2 separate regions of the Homo sapiens genome follow, and region 1 is linked to region 2. Evidence: chromatin loops called from intact Hi-C (ENCODE). Cell type or tissue: ascending aorta. All regions are shown on one strand. Links, peaks and the distances in the headings refer to the core of each region. The heading gives the core; the rest is flanking DNA. Region 1 has its middle 16 kb from the start of SLC46A3. Region 2 has its middle 73 kb from the start of FLT1.

Region 1 (2,915 bases), core at 190-2,689, 170 kb before region 2:
CAACTCAGCCCAAATCACACTTAGTGCTAGTAAGAAGCCCCAGTGGACTTCTAGAACATCCCCATACCCTAAAGCCGTAACCCTTGACAAAAACAAGAGAAAGTGATGGTAGGTTTATGCAAACTGGCATCGCCCAGTGACAGCCTCCAGAGTTTTGGCTTCAGAACTGTCTCAAAATTCATACCAAGTACAAGATATGGTCTTGTATTAGGCTTCATATAAATCTCTGCCTGATGCTTAATTCTCCTTTGACATTTCACTGTAGATGACACTCCCAGAGAAGAGTAGAGACACAATGTATGCTGCTGAGCTGTGGTCCCCCTAGGAGCTGACAGAAGGCAGGAGATGGATTCTGCAGCTAAATCTTGGTGTTTTTCCTCTATGTGGTTTTGAGGAGGTTTTCTTCTAAATCTTTGAGCGCTTCCTGTACTCATTACCTAAGTTACATATTTGGCTCAATGTGATTTTTTTTTAAGGACATAGGACTCCTAGAGGAAACGAGACAGACATAAATATACTAACATTTTTTTGAGGCTATAGGTTCCGTGAATAATAGCAGTTGCTGGTACAAATGGAACAACTGGGAGTTGTGTTACTCCATTTTGTATGAATATCACAAACATAGTCTTTATGTTTACGCCATATCTGTTTCTGAAGAGCTCAAAAGACTTTTTCAATTTGTAAGAGGTTTCCGCCCCACAGTCCACACTAAGATTGGTGTGGGAAACCTCGCTCCAAGGCAGCTGGAGATGCAGCCTTCTCCTGCGTTTCACTCAAGGCTAAGTCTTGCAGAGTCAGAACAAATGATTACAGGTCCTTATCTGATGTCAATGATGAGAGATTCCCATGGCTCACGTTCCCCTGGGTCACAAGACCTGGACTTCACTTTGATTTCCAGAAGCAAGGCTGCCATCATCAGGTCCTCTCTAAAATGGCCAATGGCCTCCCTCTGCGCATGTCTCCAGTGACAATGACAAGTTTCTGTTTAATATAATTCACCTGTCTGTTTTGCAATCACTTTAGAGCAAGGATTTTTCGTCTACCTTTTTTTGTATTTCATGGTAGAGTATCCAGCAGAGAATAGATGCTCGGTAAAGAGTAAATTATCAATGAAATTCACTCCATTGGCTCATGCCTGTAATCCCAACACTTTTGAAAGCTGAGGCAGGAGGATCACTCAAGGCCAGGAGTTTGAGACCAGCCTGGGCAACATTGCAAGACCTTGTCTCTACTTTAAGAAAAAAGAAAAAGAAAAAAATTCAGTCCATTGTCATTTTCATTTCTGCAATGAAATGAAAATTGTGATGACCCCAAATCTTTTCTTAGTTTGTACAAGAAAGGTAAGCAGGTTGAAAGTGAAACTGTTTGGGGCTTCTGGAAGCTTGGGAAAGAAGCTAAATTTGGCCTGAGAACAACAGAATTGGGCACATGACATGTAATTTTTGCTTTTATTTGAGCCTCTAAGCCCTCTGACTATTTAAGGAAGAACTATCAGGTGACAGTGAGTTAGAACAGGCAAGTCCTATAAAAAGGGCCTATGAAAACGTCTATTCAGACCCCTTAACCTCCACCCAAATACCCTCCAGTATGAGTCACTTTTTAAGTTTTGTACTTCAAAGAAGCTGTAATAGTAAGAGGCACCTTCTTGATATGCTGTCAAAATGTTCTTCCCCGGAAGAGAAATATGGAAAGGTAGAGGGCGTGTCATAGGTCTGGTTCCTAGGAAGCCCAGAAGCCCACTCCAAGATGGAGTTACGGGCACAGGAAGTGCACTGAGGAGGCCCTGGGGTGGACGCCTGAGAGGAGTGAAGGCCACAGGAGAAGCAGCAACAACCAAGGCCTCAGGGGGCCTCCAGGGAGCTCTGGGGCCATGATGGCCCTTTGGAGTTATTTTCTCATACTCCTGGAGGCTGAAAGTTCAAGATCAAGGTGTCAGTAGGTTTGATTTCTGCTGAGGCTTGCAAATGTCTACTTTGACTTGCAGGGATGTCTTGTCTGTTCACTGTCCTCTTTCCCTCTGTGCACACGAGCCCCTGGTGTCTCTTCCCTTTTTTTTCTTTTGTTTTTCTTGTTTGTTCGTTCGTTTTGTTTTGTTTTTGAAACAGAGTCTTGCTCTGTCACCCAGGCTGGAGTGCAGTGGCACAATCTCGGCTCACTGAAACCTCCACCTCCCGGGTTCAAGAGATTCTTGCGCCTCAGCCTCCCAAGTAGCTGGGACTACAGGCGTATACTACTACACCTAGCTAATTTTTGTATGTTTAGTAGAGATGGGGTTTCATATATGTTGGCCAGGCTGTGCTCAAACTCCTGACCTCAAGTGATCTGCCTGCCTTGGCTTCCCAAAGTGCTGGGATTACGGGTGTGAGCCAACATGCCAGCCTGCCTTCCTCTTCTTATGAGAACACCCAGTCCTCTCGAATTAGGACCCACTCTAAAGACCTCATTTAATCTTAGTTACCTCTTTAAAGGCCCTTCTCCAAGTATTTCTGTCACATTTGAGGTAAGCTCTTAAACCAGTGCATTTTGGGAAACAATTCAGTCCATAACTGTATGTTACATTACCTAGTGTCATTTTCAGGACTTAATACCATAACATTTTGGAGTTGGATGAGTTATTAGAAGTGTTCAAATTTACTTTTTCCTCAAACCTAGAATCCCTGGCAAACAGTGCTTAATTCACTGGAGAACAGTACTTTCCCAGTTGGTAAGTCTGGTATATGGGATTGATCATGTATAGCAGGTAAAAGTAGAAGGAGAGGTGGGTGGAGGCAGGGTTAAGCAAGAATACTGAATTCCAAAGCAGAATTGATCTGTAGTAATAAAAGGAGGTTACAGGCCGGGTGCGGTGGCTTACAACTATAATCCCAGCACCTTTGGAGGCCAAGGTGAGGGGATTACTTGAGTCCAGGAGTTCA
Region 2 (2,915 bases), core at 227-2,726:
ATTGGAGTGAAGAAGTTATGTACAGACGTGCAGAAACGCATTAATCAGACGTTTTCAGCAACCAAAAAGGGTTTTGTCCCTTCCACTGTTCATATTACTCTTTCAGCTTAATCTCAAATACTCAAAGCTCCCAACTCTGTCTTTTTTCCCAAATCTAAATTAGTCAAAGCATTCCCAGTTGCCCAATGCAGGACAACCAAGTCAACCAATGGGAGTAGGGGGAGGGGACTGGTTATTGTTTCACTAACAAGCACTGGTTTCAGTATTTCATTAAAGTCAAACAACAAGAGTAGCTGGGTGATCTTTCCCCGCCATCTTTTTGGACCATTAATCAATTGTTAAGTAACCATCTGTGTAATCAGGACAAACTACAACCTATCTGGTCTCCAATTTTCTTACGTATAAAGTGAGAGGGCAGAATACACGCTGTCTACCATCACTTCCGGTTCTGAAAATACTTCTCCTAACTTTCAGCAGTGTGTATAGTGTGTTCTGTTGTAAACCAAAGGGCGAGGGCATGTACTTGGAAACGTGAGTTAGAGAGCCCTGATTCTGAAGACAATGAGAATACTTAGGAAAGACAAGAAAGATGGCGACAGAGACCCACAGCCTGATAGGTAGATGAAGATCAGGAGTTTGAGACCAGCCTGGCCAACATGGTGAAATCCTGTCTCTACTAAAAATACAAAAATTAGCCGGGCATGATGGCGGGCGCCTGTAGTCCCAGCTACTTGGGAGGCTGAGGCTCGAGAATCGCTAGAACGTAGGAAGCAGATGTTGCAGTGAGCCGAAATTGCACCACTGCACTCCAGCCTGGGTGACAGAGTGAGACTCTGTCTCAAAAGAAAAAAAAAGATGGAATCCCTAATATGGAGGGGCTTAAGGTGATGACAGGTGAGGAGGAAAAGCCGAAATGGAGGAAAGCCACTGCAGGGCCGGGAGGGAAGACGTCAGTCTTGGTAGCCAGACAGGAACTGTCCCCAAGAAGGGAAAGAATGTCATGAAATGCAGGTTATGGCTTGAGAACGTGAGAAGGAGAGCAGTGCTGATGGATCCTGAAGTTTCCTATCTCTTGGTTCCTGTAGAATGAGTCCAGTTGAGGAGAGCTGAGAAAGAATTCTTGGGTGGCATAACCTAGGGATGTGCACTTTATGCTGGAAAAAGAGGGAATGGCCAGTCAAGAGCACAAGAGAACCAGGCAGAAATGACTTTGCCTCCTTGGTGTTCAGAGGATTTGAGAGAAAGCTCTAGTTTTGTCAGAGTAAAAGCAAGGTTCAGCCCAGCTCGGGGGATGGTGAGGGCGGTATCAGTGAGGACCCAACTGCTGGATGGAGCAGCACAGTGGTGCTGGTGACAGGATGCCCATTGCGTTAGCAAAGCCTGAGTGCCGGGCATGTCATACAGGCCTCTTTGGGTCACCAGTAAGAGAAGCCAGCTCCAATTAGCTGGAGCAGTGCCAAGCAGCCAGCTGCTGAAAGCTCTAAGAGATACTATCAGGCCTTGGCTTCTCTCTCTCTCTCTTTCTCTCAGCTCTAGTTCCTCATACACTGGCTTCAGTGTCAGGCCAATCCTCTCTGCAGAGTGGCCTGTGACAGTCTCAGGACCATTCCTCAGCACAGCAACCCCAGAGGAACAACAGAGCAGCCCTGTCACTCCAGAAGAAGCTCTAGGAATGAGACTCGGAATGAGGTTGATCCTTGAGCTAGTCATGATAGGATGGAGTATGTTCATTAGCCTGAGTGGATCATGCTCTGCCTTGGAGCTGGGGAAGGAGGGAGCAGGGGTGGGGTGGAGTTGGCCAGCCATTCTCAGATAGAACTAGAGTTGCCACGATGTGATTCTCAAAAGGACCATCAGGGAGCTGTTGCCAGGAGAAGGGGGAATTGAATGTGGGGCAGGCAGTGGCAAGAGATGTCCATCGACCCAGCTTGTACCCACAACTAGCCTGAATTGTATGTAGGAAACATTCAGGGACTGCCACAGACAGAAATAGCTTGCACATTCCCTCACTAAATCCAAGCTGTATGGGTGAACTGTTACGAAGCCACAAGTTTCCAGGAGAGGCAAAAGGAAAAGGTGGCCATGAGGGGGTGGTGCTGAAATGAATCAGAAACAGGATTCTGAGCAGATTTTTTTTTTGAGTCTATTCTATTACAATACCATAATCCCTTCTGGTATGGTTTGTATGCCTGTACTAAAAATTAACTCCAGAGGGGTCACAATCCCTTATAGCCCATGCTCTCGCTTAAACCATCCACACCTCTGCCCCCAGAGGACAAAGATCTAAATCATCATGACCTACCAGGTCCTGCTACACTCCAGCCTCGCCCTGGACCACACTCCCTGTTATACGCAGCATGTCAGTGACTTGGGCCTCCTTTCAGTCCTTCAAATGTACCATGCTGCCTCTGACCACAGTACCTTCGCACAGGACCTCTTTCCCACCTACCATCTTTCCTCCATCTTCACCTGCTTAACTCTTCCTCTTTCTTTATATTCAGCCCGGTCGTCGCCTCCTCAAGTGACCTCCCTGGCTACAGACGTAGCCTCTCAAAGCCCAGGTACCAGGCATCATCATTGTAATTTCCCATTCATTTTTGTGATTCTTAAATTCTGTCTACCTCTACCACTAGACCGTAAGGCCCATGGCAGCAGAAACTGTGATTTTTCTTTTCTTTTCACCATTAAGTTGCTTGCATGGTTCCTGGAATTTAAATATTTATTGAATGAATAAATGAATGAAGATGTTTACAATCTAAGTGAGACACAGTGACCCAAACACAATGGCTGTGCACATCATAAGCATTCAATTTCAGGGGCGATTTCAAAATATTTAATAACCTATGTGGTGCAATCATCAGCCAATTGGAACAGGTACTGGTATGGCTGTCCTCATATGGGTCAGCAGATCAGCC

Evidence for each region. Hi-C counts contacts between places; a loop is a spot of excess contacts. Peaks named below come from ENCODE experiments on the same cell type or tissue, not always from the same donor. Only the 100,000 strongest peaks of a DNase experiment are listed, where the experiment ranks them.
Region 1: it touches region 2 in a loop (2.3-fold over the local background); 1 of 110 quality-filtered maps calls a loop at or near these places.

Annotation. Positions count from the first base shown.
Region 1 is chr13:28,733,669-28,736,583 of GRCh38, reverse strand. No RefSeq gene overlaps it. Among named protein-coding and RNA genes, the nearest start is that of SLC46A3, 16 kb to the right of the region's middle. In ascending aorta, for the core only: no CTCF peak of the experiment used is centred there; no DNase peak of the experiment used is centred there.
Region 2 is chr13:28,567,084-28,569,998 of GRCh38, reverse strand. No RefSeq gene overlaps it. Among named protein-coding and RNA genes, the nearest start is that of FLT1, 73 kb to the right of the region's middle. In ascending aorta, for the core only: no CTCF peak of the experiment used is centred there; a DNase peak (open chromatin) is centred at 1,389.